2 separate regions of the Homo sapiens genome follow, and region 1 is linked to region 2. The links are chromatin loops, found by intact Hi-C in ENCODE. Cell type or tissue: sigmoid colon. All regions are shown on one strand. Links, peaks and the distances in the headings refer to the core of each region. The heading gives the core; the rest is flanking DNA.

The links. Hi-C counts contacts between places; a loop is a spot of excess contacts. Peaks named below come from ENCODE experiments on the same cell type or tissue, not always from the same donor. Only the 100,000 strongest peaks of a DNase experiment are listed, where the experiment ranks them.
Region 1: a loop joins it to region 2, with 8 times the contacts of the local background. A loop is called at or near these places in 2 of 110 quality-filtered maps.

What each region holds. Positions count from the first base shown.
Region 1 is chr5:104,538,611-104,546,544 of GRCh38, forward strand. No RefSeq gene overlaps it. Among named protein-coding and RNA genes, the nearest start is that of NIHCOLE, 460 kb to the left of the region's middle. In sigmoid colon, for the core only: no CTCF peak of the experiment used is centred there; no DNase peak of the experiment used is centred there.
Region 2 is chr5:104,734,841-104,742,774 of GRCh38, forward strand. All of the region lies in intron 2 of LOC105379109 (a long non-coding RNA gene), which reads right to left. Among named protein-coding and RNA genes, the nearest start is that of NIHCOLE, 660 kb to the left of the region's middle. In sigmoid colon, for the core only: no CTCF peak of the experiment used is centred there; no DNase peak of the experiment used is centred there.

The sequences.
Region 1 (7,934 bases), core at 2,267-6,266, 200 kb before region 2:
TTTAATTAAATCATAAGCTATATGATGAGGTTTATCTGTGTCCAGAAGAGTTCTTGGCACAAGCAGGTCCTCAATTCATATATATTGAGCAAAATAATTCAGTAAAGTGATTATTACTCAATATTAGCAGTAGATTCTCATCCTGCCACAGTCACTCACTACTTGTGAGGTCTTGGACACGTTGCTGAAGTTCACGTTTAGGTATTGTCTATGAGTGATTTTGTGCAACAGCAGAGTTGGATAATTGTGACGGGGATTGGCTTACAAAATGTAAATTATTTACTACGTACAGGACCAGAAAAAGTTTTCTATTAAAAAAACTAGATATTGTTCGTATGTTAAAAAGTTTTCTGACCACTTCCCTAGAGGAGGGTAGAAATGCAACAAAGGAGAGTTCATATCTCTCCAGTCATGTGGGAGCGGGTCAGCTGTGGACCTGGCAGAGCTGTTCTAATTGAGAGATGTTCATCTGTCACAGATCTGGTTCAGACCTCAGGGTGAACTACAGAATCCCTGGCTATATGACATCCAAATTAGCACACTCTGATCTCCCTGCAGTTGGAGCAATTGTTAGATAATATAAAAATGTGGTTGCGTAGAACCGGAGGAGTGGGGAGAACCCCACCTAACCAACCTGCAACTTCCAAGTGCCTCAGAGGTAAAGGTGCATTGTGAAGAATTTGATGGGTCTCTCCTGGTTCTGCGAGTTGGGGGTTTTAACCATTATCTGAGCTTAGAACCTGAAATGCTTGGAACAGTAACTTGGAAGATGAGGTGTTCATTAATAAGGACTTGGGAGTGGGTAGTGTTCGGAAACAACCTTCTGATTTTGAAGAAGTTACATAGAAGCAATGAAAATAATGAGTAAATAGAAAATTACTGTCAAGTGAGTAAATGGTAAACTAATCCAAATATTGGAATAAAAACTAAGGCAGCCCTCCTTATTGGGAGAAACATACAGCATTTGTAAATTTTGGTGTGGTATAAAATAAATGTAAATGTGATCTTGCAGATTATCTGCAGCTGGCAGGAAGTAGCTATAGTGACCACAACAAAGTTCTAGCCCTGTGAGAAGTTAGATATGGAGATCTATATTTAATGAGCCTGGCAAAACAATAAAACCTTTATCTCAGTTGGACTAATTGGAAAGTAATAGTCATACCAATTGTGCAATTGTGCTCACAGTATAAAGCAAGGAATTCCAAATTTTGAGGACATTAAATAGTAAAGATGTCTTCCAACAAACTAGCTTGTTGATTCTTGGCAGATGCATTACATAAAACATATTACATAGTCTCCTAAGTGCATTGTGATCATTGGGGAACTCAGAAGAGAATGATTTTTCAAATATATTTACATTCTGAACATCAGCATAAAAAATTTATTAAAAGAATAAAGTGTTTTATAAAGTGATCCAAGCCCCAACTAACTTGTCCAGTCTCATTATTCTCACTTATTTCTTTCTTTCCTCATTTTCTCCATCCAAATCAATTATGTTTTAGTTGCATCCTATTCCATTCTGTGCATCCTACCATGGCACACAGTAAGTACACTGAAAACTGGCATGGTTAACTTACTTATTTCTGAGACCTTCTGCCTTCTCTGGGTCCAGTATTATTGTAGGGATGACACAGTAGGTGCTCAATAGTTATTGGTTAAATATATAGATCAGTTAATTAACCTACAAAAACAACAACAACAAAATTTAACCCCAAATCATCCCTTCATATATTCATTCATTGTATACTCTAAAATTTTACTGTGCTTTCTTGGGTTTTGAAACTAAAGGAGGAAGGAAGCCAACTGAAATGATACCTCTGTTTTATATGGAATTAAGTTCCAAATTGCTTAAACACAGATATTGTACTTGATCCTCACACCGGCCACAGAGGGGATTATCATCTTCTGTTTTAAAGATGTGGAAACTGTAAACCAGTGAGACCAAATGACTTGCCCAAGGTCACAGAACTGGAAAGTGCTAGCACTGGGACTTTTGCCAAGCTCTTTTGATTTTCTTCCAACATTCTTTCTATTATGTGTGGAAATGTGCCAACCTGAACTGAATACTGTGAGAGAGAATGCTTGTAGCTGGATAATTTGTATTTGTAATTTGAGATTTGCTTGTAGTTTAATAACATTGCATGATTGCTGGAGAGAAAGAACATGGTGAAGTAGGGAGTTCCTACAGGAGAAGGGCAGACTTAATAACTGTGATTCCAGGGGGCACAATGCTTATGCTGAAACTCTCATTTCCCTGGATGATGACATTAGAAGTGTATTCAGCTGAGAAAGTGATGGCCTTGGGAAACTTCTCTAAAGGGATACTTTGGGTTTTATTCACTTCGTCACATAATTAATACTTCATTCTGAAATCAAGTAGGAAGTTTTTGAAATCAAGTCTGAAGTTGCTGAAACTTTGCAAAGCGGTCGGATTAGTGTTAATTCTGTTTCTGTTTGGTACATTTTCTATTTATTTTCCCATTTTTACAGTTCCCAGAAGGACAATTTTCTCTGTGAACAGAAGATGTTTACAGAAAATCTTATTTTTAAAAAGTCACAGATGTAGTTATGTGCAAGTGAAAAATGTATCACACTATCATCTTTTGTCAACATGAAGACATAGGTCATTGTAAAAAAAAAATAGGCAGGAGAATAAGGAACAGGCAAACAGGACCTGGAAGTGATCATCATAAAACTGTGTGAACATTTTGAACAGATTTTAAAACAGTGATAAAACAATGTGACATACAGGAACTCAGCAAGGCTGAGACTAAGGATATCCATACTGTGTTTCCAAAACTGTCATTTTACTCTCTTCATGACTCAAAGTACTTTGTCTTCATAATCTGTATTATGGCATTGATCAGCAAATGGGAAGCCAACTGGGTGTGTGTACAAAATTGAGGCTAAGCTAATGTTGGAATAAGCTGAATTGGAAAATTTGTGTGTGACATGATTCTGTTGCTCTGGAATTACATAATGAAGACATCTGTTGCAAGACATGATCAATGCTTGGAACTCATCTACTTTGCTTTTCAGACTCCTGGAGTCACTCCGCTTCTAATTGCATCTAACAATGTGAAGTTGACAAGCTATGAGTTGTCATCCATGGAGAGAGGCCAGTGATCCTCCATAAAAAGGCAGGATATAATTGGAAAAGCCCAAGATCTGGGGACAGATAAACTGAGATTTAATTTCAGCTTGTTTCACTTATTGGTCCTTTCACCTCTGCTTAGTGACTAATTTTCTTGGAGACTTGGATTCCCCATCTGTAATAACAATAATATTAACAATGATCTTAATAATGGTGACAATGTTAATACTTAACATAATGTGAACACCTACTATGTGCTAGACATCGTTCTAATTTCTTGACATGTTTTCCAATTTAATTATACCATAACTCTTTGAGGCAAATACTATTGTTATCACATGGTACAGTTGAGGAAATGGATGCAGGTAGCTTAAATAGATCATCTGAGTCACATCAGTAGAAAGTGGTGGAGATAGGCTTCATACCCAAGTAATCACCCTCAAGTGTCTATGTGCTTAATTGGTACTCTATGGTGCCTTTTGTTAATACCTGTTTCTTTAACTGATAAATGAGTATAATAAAAACCCTGCCTCTTTTCTAAATATCAAATGACTCAATAACTGTAAAGTATTTAAAACAAGTCCTAGTGCATAGTAAGCTCTTATAAATGCTTTTAAATAAAATAAACAAAATAAATTTTTCCAATTACAGAGCTAGTAGTTGATGAAACACAATTTCTCACCCACTTAGTGTAAATCCAGAAACCTCACTCTCTACAACTACAACAATCTTTCTCCTGATGGTGCTTCTAATTAAAGCTGCCTTGCACAGATAAGTAAGATTATAATTCAATCTGCACTTGTTACATGAATAAACTTATCATATTGAATATCTGCTAGGGATAATGATTAGTCCTAAATTTTACCTCACTAAGATATCTGTGTAAAGCCTTGGAATCCACACTTCTTTCAGATCAGTGGTTCAGCAATCCTTCTTTAAGAATGCATGTTTTATTTTAACTTGTCTCTCCAGAAGCATGGGAAATTAAGTCTGCAGGCTAATAATCTACACTCCAGTGTGATCTGATAATGCATCACTGAGCTCTCACTGACTCTATCATCAGCAACACAAGAGCGAATTAACTTTTGAAATAACTACATCTCATTGTTGACACTCATTGAGCTAATTGTTAACTAATGCTTGTTATCAAGATTCAACCAAAGAAGCAGAACCAGTAGGAGATATATAGTATGATAATTGCAAGGAATTAGCTTACTTGATTATAGGAGCTGGCTAGGCAATTTCTAAATCCATAGGGTAAGTCTTCAAGAAGGGCAGATCTTCAAGAAGGGTAGTCTAGAACTGCCAGGTACTGGCTAAAGCTGTGGACCACATGTGGAATTTATTTTTCTCTCATGAAAAATAAATCAGCTTTCACCTGATTGAATCAGGCCCACAAAAATTATTTAGGATAATCTCCCTTACTTAAATTTAACTGATTATAAACTTAATTACATGATACGGTTAGGTTCTGTGTCCCCACCCAAATCTCATTTTGAATTGTAATCCTCATAATCCTCACGTGTTGAGAGCAGGAGCTGGTGGGAGGTGATTGGATCATGGGGATGGTTTCCTCCATGCTCTTCTTGTGATAGTGAGTGAGTTCCCACAAGATCTGATGGTTTACAAAGTCTTTGACAGTTCCTTCTACACACTCATTCTCTCTTATCTGTTACCATGTAAGACATGCCTCTTACCCTTTCACCATGATTGTAAGATTCCTGAGGCCTTTCCAGCCAGGCAGAACTGTGAGTCCATTATTGCTTTGTGAATTACCCAGTTTCAGTATTTCCTTATAGCACTGTGAGGACAGACTAATACATCACTTGTACAAAATACCTTCCAAGCAACATATGGATTAGTGTTTAACTAAATAATTGAGGACTATACCCCAGCCACACTGACACACCTCAAAGACCATCAAATCATGTCATTAATTTTTAACAAGAAATGCTAATAACTTTTTTTCCATCTTGGACTTGTTTTATGAGCTCTTTAAATCAATCAAGAACTATTTTGTAGAGTCTTACATAGAGGCAGATCCAAGTTTCTCATAAGCTTATATGATTTTACAGCCAAGTTTCTCATAAGCTTATAGGATTTTACAGAGTCTTCTTGACAAAGACAAATACATAATTACAAATACACAATTAGGTAATAGGTTTCACAAAGAACTAATTTAATTGAGATGCCCAAATATTTATGGTACATTAACTTTACACTATATTTGTCCCTACCTTATATTTATCATACAATATATTATAATAAAATTACCTCATGCTGTTAAGACTTTTTAGCATCTTGGTTCTATAACTCGTCATTTTTGCTATTCTCTTAGTTTTATATTATCTGAAAATTTGCTAATAATTTACACCATCTTTACCCAAATCCATGAAAAAATTATTAGGACCAAGCTAAGAGAAGGATTCTAGAGGAAAGTACTAAAATCCTTCTCAAAAGACCCAAAATAGCACTCTTTGAATGTGATTATGCAAACACTTGTAAATTCATTAGATTTTACTAAAATTCTGCAAATATTTCACCACTTTTTATGTGTGTTTCTATTTTATAAATATTTTAAACTCTGATTTGTTGTAGTGAAATTCATTGTGGATACTTATGCTCTGCTAGAGTTATATCGAAAAGCTAATTTACTCTCAAATTCCTTTTATTTAGGTATTTCTCCCTCAGTTCCAAGAAATAGAGCATAGGTATTAAGGTGGCAAATGCTGAAGTAAATTCATGTACATTTAGAACCCATGTCCACCACTTTCTAGTGATTTGACTTTGACTTACATATAAGTTTTTAAGTTCTCATCTTTAAAGATCAGCAAGAACACATATCTAATAAGAAGGCTTAGAATATTAAATATGAGCTATATGTGAAGGTATTAGCCTATCACATATTAGGCAGTTATTCAATAACTATTAGCTATCATTACTATATTGATGCTGATAGTTATATTACTATTTTATATATAATTAAAATGTATATGTTAGAAATGTTAGAAAGAAAAATGCAAGAATTTATAGTAAAAAGAGAATTTTCCCCTCTTGAGAGATTATAGAAATGTGAAAATTACACATCAAAGAAATAGCATTTAAACTAAATATTTAAGGTACCACATTGATATTTAAGAATATTTGTCTTATCAATAATAAAATGGATTACATAGGGGGCAATCTGATGGCAGCAAATGCAGTTTGAAAGCTGTTGAAAAGGTCCAAGAAAAATATTAGGCTTATACCAGGAAACAAAGATGGTATGGCATACACAATGCCTCGCCGAACTATAGTTAAACTAGTTAAAATGGTGTCCTAGAAAGCCAACCTATTTTAAAAAATTCACACACATTTGTCTAAAAATGTTTGTTTTAGTATCAATATGCTAATTATTTTAATATACATAATTAATGCTTTCAATAAACATCTTTGGAATCCTTCCTGGGAACCAAAACATCAAACAAACTAATCTGTATTTTGCAGAATGTACTTTTTCCACATCATATGCATTAAATTGTAGGATAATTATAAAATATCTAAAACATAATGAATACATAAGTTGGGGAAAGTGATATGGAACACTCTGAAAGTTTCGTCTTTTACACTTAATTGCTAAAATTAAAATATCAGTCAGTGGCAAAGTGTGTATTTTGGAGGGGAGTCACATTTTCACTAAATTCTGTGCTGATCACCCTTTTGTATATGAGACCTACTTTGTCTAGAATCACATTATTATGTACACTAAAATTTCCTTTGTTTAAAATTCTATGAAATATATCCTGTAAATGTTTGAAGGGTAAGTATAAATCAAAATGTTAGAATTTTCTAGTTGGAACAGTCTAACATTGATGCAAAGTATTGGAGTAATTCACAAAATGATACTTTCCAGTTAATGAGTTTTATATTATTCTTACAGAAAACAAAGTTAATTGTTTTTCACCAATCCTTCAAAAACAACAACATCAAGAGGAATCAAAGCCATCTTTCTTTTATGAATTTGAGGAGACAGCCTTGTAGTGGTATAGAATGATAATTGATAGACTGACAGGAAATACATAATTTGTATGTTGAAGAATGGAGAATTGTCATAGCCTCAGGTATATAACCCAACAAAATAATGCAAAACAAAAGAAATACACAAACACCTTCCTGCTAGTTAAAAGACTGCAGTTGAACAAAAATCCTTTCATCTGAGCCTTTAAGTGTAAAGGACTATGTCCTCATGCATAACTTTTTCCTTTTGGGAAAAGTTAAAGGTCAAGTAAGATGATGTCTTATGTAGCTCAAGGACAGGATTTGTTTTGCTTGTTCTGTTTGTTTGCATTTACAGAAATCACACACACACACACACACACACACACACACACTCATAAATGTTGCTATTGGCTTCTAAATAATTGCAACTTTAAATATCTAACTTTCTGCAAGAAGCTGATGACAGTCACTCATAATACATAAAGTGCTTTAAAATTTTTGAGATATATTTAGACACATTAAATTAGGCTGAAATGAACATTATGGACAGTTCTTTATCAGCTAAAAGGCCAGAAATGAGAAGCTTAAGGAGGATATGTAGAAAGGAGGCCATCTTTTGTGGAAATAATTTTTGTTTGACAATCCATTTATTATTTATTCCAAGCAGATAAGAAAGTGCTTAAAATTTAACATTGCTAATGCTTTATCCAGTGGAAAAAGCACTAGATCCTAATTTAATGAGTACATTGGGGTGAAGAGTGAAGTTCTTTCTCAAACTATACTTGGTCTCCTGTTGTGGGAAGTCAGGGACCCCAATTGGAGGGACCGGCTGGAGCCGAGGCAGAAGAATATAAATTGTGAA
Region 2 (7,934 bases), core at 1,706-5,705:
GTTCATAATGTCTTCACCAAGAGTAGATTTCTTCTCAAGAAACCACCCTCTTTGCTCATCCATAAGACGCAACTCCTCATTTGTTCAAGTTTAGTCCCAAGATTGTAGCAATTGAGTCACAGCTTCAGGCTCCACTTCTAGTATTTTTACTCTTTGTTTTGTTTGTTTGTTTGTTTGTTTGTTTGGAGACAGAGTCTCACTCTGTCTCCCAGGCTGGAGTGAAGTGGCGTGATCTCGGCTTACTGCAACCGCCTCCAGGGTTCAAGAGGTTGTCCTGCCTCAGCCTCTAGAGTAGTTGGGACTACAGGCAAGTTCCACCATGCCCAGCTGATTTTTGTATTTTTAGTAGAGACAGGGTTTCACCATATTGGCCAGGATGGTCTCGATCTCTTGACCTCATAATCCACCCACCTCAGCCTCCCAAAGTGCTGGATTTACAGGTGTAAGCCACCACACCCAGCTATGCTCTTAGTATTTCTAACACATCACACTTACTTCCTCCACTATAGTCCTACAGCCTTCAAAGTCATCCCTGAGGGTTAGACTCAACATCGTTCAAACTCCTGTTACTGTTGGTATTTTGACCTCCTTTCATGAATCATGAATGTTCTTAATGGCATTTAGAATGGTGAATATTTTCCAGAGGGTTTCAATGTATTTTGCCCAGACCCACCAGAGTAATCCCTATTCACGGCTGCCATAGGCTTACAAAACATACTTCTTCAATAATCCTAGAAAGGCAAAATTGCTCCTCTAACTGTGGGCTGCAGAATGGATGTTAACAGGCATGAAAACAAGATTAATATCTTTGTACATCCCCATCGGAGCAATTGGATGACCAGGTGCATTGTCAATGAGCAGTAATATTTTGAGAAAGGAACTTTTTTTTTTTCTGAGCAGTAGATGTCAACAGTGGGCTTAAAATATTCAGTAAACCATGCTGTAAATGGATGTGCTGTCATCCAGGCTTTCTTATTCTATTTATGAAGCACAGAGAGAATTGATTTAGCATAGTTCTTAAGGGCCCCAAGATTTGTGGAATAGTCAATGAGCTTTGGTTTGAACTTGAAGTCACCAACTGTGTTAGCCCCAACAAGTTCAAGCTGTCCTTTGAAGCTTTGAAGCAAGCCACTGACTTCTCTATAGATATGAAAGTCTGAGATGGCATCTTTTTCCAATACTTCAAATATAAGGCTGTTTCATCTTCATTGAAAACCTGTTTAGTGTGGCCACTTTCATCAATTTCCTTAGTTAGATTTTCTGGATAACTTGCTGAGCTTCTACATCAGCACTTGCTGCTTCACCCTGCAGTTATAAGCTCTGGAGATGGCTTTATTCCCGAAACCTCATGAACCAATCTTTTGTTAGCTTCAAACTTTTCTTCTGTAGCTTTCTCACCAGGCTTTGCTCTGGATTAGGCTATAGCTTAAGGGAATTTTGTGGCTGGTTTGATCTTCTATCCAGACCACTCAAACTTTCCCCATATCAGCAATAAGGCTGTTTATTTTTCTTATCACTTATGTGTTCACTGGAGTAGCATTTTAAATTTTCTTCAAGAACTTTCCCTTTGCATTCACAACTTGGCTAAATGGTGCAAGAGGCCTTGCTTTCGAACTATCTCGGCTTTCAACACATCCTTCTCACTAAGCTTAATCATTACTGGATTTTTATTTAAGATGAGATACATGTGACTCTTTCACTTGAAAACTTAAAGGACATTATAGGTTATTAATTGGGCTAATTTCAATATTGTTGTGTCTCAGGAATTAGGGAGGCCTAAGAAGGGAAAGAGAGATCAGTGAACATCCTGTAGATGGAGCAGTCAGAATATACATAATTATTGACTAAATTTGCTGTCTTGTATGGATGTGGTTTGTGGTGTCCCAAAACAAATACAGTAATAACATCAAAAACCACTGATCGCAAATCACCATAACAAATATAATAATAATACAAAAGTTTGAAATGTTGCAGAAATTAACAAAATGACATACACAGACACATAGTAGGCACATGCTATTGGAAAAATGGCACTGACAGACTTGCTGTTCACAGAGTTGCCACAAAGCTTCAATCTGAAAATAAAACAAAACAAACAAACAAACAAAACACTGTATCTATGAGGTGAACTAAAGCAAAGCACAGTAAAACAAAATATGACTGTGTTCTTCTATTTGTCAACATACATCAGAAATAGCAGTGAAGTTTGAATATCTAGCTGAACAAGAGATTTAATCTGTGCATGGACCTCTCGGCAATGACTGATCTAAAGCTAGTGCTGGCTTGGGTGATATACTGTGAAAACAACAATGAGAATTCATGGAATTACAGATGAATATTATTCAATGATTTCTTTTTCTCTCTCAAAGTGCTTCCAGGATAAAAAGACACACTAGAAAAGGCAGATGTAATTAAAGGTAATGAGAGATCAAACTTTAATTGAACTATAAAAAAACACCACCTCTTCTACTTGATAATTACACTAACACCACCAGGATCAGCTCCACCATTTTTATTTCCCTTGAACCTTTATTATCACATTATTGGCATGTATATCCTACAATTAAAACATCTTGAATTTATAAAAATGTTAGTTATCAAAGAAATTAAAAAGAAATAAGATGCAGTGATGTGCAGTGGCATAACATCAGCCCATGAACTCATTGCCCCAAATGGTAATGCTCTAAAGTAATGTGAGGTTCCTTAATATATGCTAATTAATGAAGGGAATTCAGTTTAAAAAATCATATACATACGCTCTCCACTCTTCTCTACTGTGAAATATTTTTCTGCTCTCTTTAGTGCATTGAAATTGCACTAGTTTCTTTCTACTTAAAGAATATCTGATAGTTTGTATACATATTAATTTGATTACTTGCAGGTTGATTAGTGAGCACTTTTGGGGAAGGCATGTTGATTCCAATTTTGATTAAAAATAAGCAGAGAACATCTGAAGTTTGATTTGGGCAAATGAACCAATGTCTGGTGTAATAAGTGGAAGAATGGCTCTTAGCTAAAGACACTTGAGAGTTATCACAGAAGATTGGGAATAAAAGGTACTTAAAAGTTTGAAGCACTATATAATACTTCATGAAATAATCACTCTTTAGGAAATAAACAATGATGACACAATAACACAATGATTTTGGAATAATTAAAGAAAAATTTCAATTCATTTTAAAATTCTTACTGCAGAAAAACTCTCATTACCTACTCAGAACTTTTTAGAAACTGATTTGTGGCTTTTTTTTTTCTCAATTTTTTGAGTCCTCTTGGGATTTTGATGCTATTTTTGAGGGAAAATGGTCTCAATTTTACTCAGCTGGGCATGTTTCTAACATGTGTTTCACTGATTGTAGAATTATTTATTAGCCTTCTTAAGATAACATAAGTTTAAAAATGCTGTAAGCCTCCATTTTTTTTCCTTTAATGAACTCAGGTCTACGAAAACTGTCTGGTTAGTTTAAGAGAACCTTAAATTTGGTGGAGGGATGAACAGTGGAATGATTGGAAGTAATAAAGAGTTTCTAAAAGTGGAAACAGGAAACAAATCAATGATGAAATATAATTTTGCTTTCATGAAGGCCTAAAGAATAATGGGCTTTATAAGGAATGATAAAATTAAATTTTAGAAGCAAGGAATGCAGAGGTCTATAGAGGAAGACTTATTCTTTCTGTTAAGACTAAAAATGATAGCTCTACTTAAATCTCTTTTGGCACTAGAAAAATCTTGTGAAATTGAGTTTCATATTCCATTGACATGTCAAGGTATCTTATTCACCCGAGAAACAGTTTCACTTAAATATATGACTTGTTCTGCACCATCACAGGACTTAATTTAAGCATAGCACTTCTACTATCGAGGAGGATCATGCTTGTATCAGCTCCATCAGGGTTACAAGGCAAGTGGAGAATTGAGGCCATCAATTTTAAGGCCATAGAGTTGAAAAGTCTAGTCTTTAGTAAGTGACTTAAAACGTCTTGTGTGGGCTGTATTTATTGGTTTGATGCCACAGCATAATGAAATTTATGAAACAATTATTTTATGTCTGAATTCATGACTAAATTGCTAAACTTAACTTGCCATCCATTTACAGAAAGAACTCATATGAGAGTTCAGTTTTAGAAAAGACACAGGTCATTTAAAAATACAACTAAAGGTCACTATTTCTAAGATCTCTTCTATAATAGGGGTGAGGACAGTCCATGTTTAAAGTAGTAACAGTAGTAAACTGAATATATAGATGAACTTTTAAAATACAGAGAAGGAAAAAGGAAGTCTCACGGACAATAATGTTTTACTTTCAAAACTAAGCTAGCTTTTTATTAAAATATCATATGAAATTAAAGAAAATTTAAGAACCCCAATCACCAATATTGAACCACAGTTATCCTCAGAAAAGGTAGCACAAATATATTCTCAGAAGACATTTTTATTATAAGTGGATTAACTTACTTGGTTTTGTCTCTATCTCAAATACGTAGGTGAGAAAACACAGGTAATTATACTTTGACAATTACAGTAGCCACAAAAAGTTAGTGTTTTCTTCAATTTATGGTACTGAAGAGTATCTAGAAGGTAATATGGTTAATCAGTAAGATGGAAAAACCATTAATAGACCTTCTGTTGTAAGAAACATTATATGGGGCTAATACCTTTGTAATTAAAATGTGAAGCAATCCATTTTCATGTCAGTTACCCTTGATTGCCAGGTTGGCCTATAAATCTATATTGCTTGGAGTGCTGTCTTTTCATTACTTAATAGTTTGCATTCAGTGGAGGAGGATATCCACCCTGAAAAAGAAGTAATATTCTTTCTTCAAGGACATTAATTTTCTTTATTCAAAAACTATTAGTCAGCTATTTATTTTGTCAACAAATATTCTAGGCTTTTGCAGTAAGCACGGTTTCACAAATGCCTTTCCCTATGGTAAAATGTTATTTATACAGCTTACTTTCCATTCGATATATGGGTATTTTTATTTTTCTTCTAGAGCTTTTGTAGTGAGGAACATTGGAACTTTACCCTAGCTAATTTGCACTCTTGATCATGACTATTAAGTTAGTGGTTGTGAACTTACTTGTTTTCACTCCAGGATATCTTTTAACGACCAACTAACAATGTTGACACAGAAAAAGCAATGAGCAAATAGGCACTATTTTTTCCCTTAAATCTGGCTAAAGTTTAAACCAGCATTTTTTGAGACACTGAGCTATGTATTAGTCAGCATATTCCACTCATGCTTTTCAACGTAGGATAACAGGTTCAACAAAAAGAAATCTGAAAATCCTGTCAGTAGTCTTCTCTAACCATCACGGTAGGGCATCTTTCATAGTCAATACCATTGCCTCAGACTAGCCACTTGCTTGAGGGTGATAAGGTATAACTGTGATAGTTCTGATAAGGTTTGTGCACTCAAATATTTTAAACACTACTAGAGTAAATGTAGACTCTTTGTCCAAACCATTAATTGCTAGCTAGCCATGTGTTGCAGATAACTGCAACACAGCTGTTAAGAGTTGAAGTGTGAGCTAGAGTTAGACACATTTTCTACTACTTTGAGGCAAAATCTATTATAATCAATATATACTTTCTCTGGGTTGGTGCAACTCTATCAAGATGGAATCCTGACCAATACTTTTTGGTCAATTTTCATTACAAATTAGGATATTTTGTTTGGTGATTTTGCCCATGTTGAAAATAGATATTTTTAAGTATTTAAATTTGAGTATAAGCTAAATTCTTTTTATTTTTTCATCACGTTATATACCAACTGAGACCCTATTTCACAGGTACTTACTCTGGGATCCATTTTAATAAAGCAGTTTCCATTTGGAGTATTGTCAATCACTATATCACAGGACAGGGATATTTTAAACCAAGATTTGGCATTTAAAAATAATATTCTACTTGGCACTGACATACACCAAACTAAGTCTCATGGCCGTGATACATTACAGCAGAGTGGGAATATGTGATCTTTTCACAGGCAGGAGTACCACAAAAAAGACACCAAAATAATATGATGCATAATATTTGTATCTACTTTGGTAGTAACATTTTAGGAAATAAATATTATGATGTCATATAATACATTATAGCCAATCTTTTATCTGCTAGTCTTGAGACATCAGTGGTGATAAAGAGTAGTTTATATTTATTTTAAAATGGTAATACAGCTATAGAATTTTTAAAAAGCTTGATTATTTATCCATCATCTTGGAAAATACATTAAATACAGTTAACTATATCATAGAATATTATAGTGATGATTATCTTTATAAAGGTGGAAAAAGTACTCTGTATAAATGTAGTAGCAACAGAAAGGTCTGAAAATCTTGTGTTGTCATTGAAATGACTAAATTATAGACCATGTACCTTATCTTCAGTGAGTTAAATTCCAGAAGCATTGATGTGATGGCTCAACTTGTGACACAAGATAATACATTTTCACATTTTTAAATTCAGAAACTCATACATCCTATGTAGATCTGTCTGAAGTCATTCTGATGGTCACTCATCTGTATATTACGTGATCCTGACTCTCTGGAATTTGTACTATACTTTAAAGCCCTAGTATTGAGGAGCAGGAGAAGGAGGAGGAGGAGGAGGAAGAAGAACAGAAGGAGGAAGAGGAGGAGAAGGAGGAGGAGGCGGAGGAGGAGGAGACATATATCAAAGAATTCCAAACTCAAGTATATTCTATGGAAAGAACTTTAATAAGTGATGGTAATAATTCATTACTAGCCTAATGCTGTGTTTCCAGTGACAAAAAGAAAAATGACACTCTCTGAGCAAGCATAGGGCTTTCTTAAGTGGATGGCATCTTTGTGCATCCTTCCTTCCAGGTAGGTGTAGCCTTGCACCATGTCATACGGCTTGAACCAATCTCAGTTTCCTTTACCTCCTCAGCTAGACAACCTCAAACAATGCAAAAACTATTCAAGCAAATGTGAGAGCCCTAGTTATTGAGTATTTATGGTAGCTTAATTAAAGATATGTCTTTATACACTTAGCAAAACCAAGTTTCACAAAGATTTTGCTCCAGAAATAAGTAATTGCTCAAGTGTTCATTTCACATTGTATTTCCACTCTCCATGATTATCTTGCCTCTAGCTGAGCCTCTGACTTAATCTCCTTCACTTCTAATCCCACTCAAAAGTTACACATCACTAATACTGGCTCTACTTATACTTCCTAATCATAACTCTGCTTCACATGTCCATGCATTTGCACTTTGACAGCTTCCCATTTCACATTCCACCTGCTATAGCTTCTGAAAACCCAGCACAAACGTTTATGTTTTCTATGGAAGTCATGAAAATACAACATAGAGACTTTCTGCTGCAGAAAAAATAGTTGATTCATAGCCCTGTTTCTGTTCTCTGAATCTACCAGTGTTTATGCCAAGATCATGCTTCTCTTGAGATGATCCAAGCATTGATACAACGGCAGATCTATTCCTGCAAAATATGTCTTCTCTGACCACTGACTTTGGTTCAAGGACATTCTATTGATGTGAGCAAGTCTTTCTTAGAGATGTGCTACAGTCTGAGACTGTTCCTAATCTTACCTCTTTGCTACTGTTTTTCCAGAAGTCAGACCTGTCTTATTCCTTCTCTGGCTCTGCAATCCCCATTTTATTTTACATGTGTTTCCTCAATAAATCTCTTGCATAGATAAACTCTTATGAGCATCTTTTGTTAGAGGATCTGAACTAAGACAATTGATACTGAAAGAGGTCCAAAAATAGGTGGCAAGATGGGAATTGGAGACAGGATCAATCACCTGCCCACAGGTAAAATGGATGTCATCCTAAGTGGTAGGTGAGGCATAGACAGTCTCTGGCACAAGATGGTACCCTAATTGCTATTGATTTCACCACTTGAGACATGAAAATATGTTCCAATGGAATAAAATACCCTTTCAAAT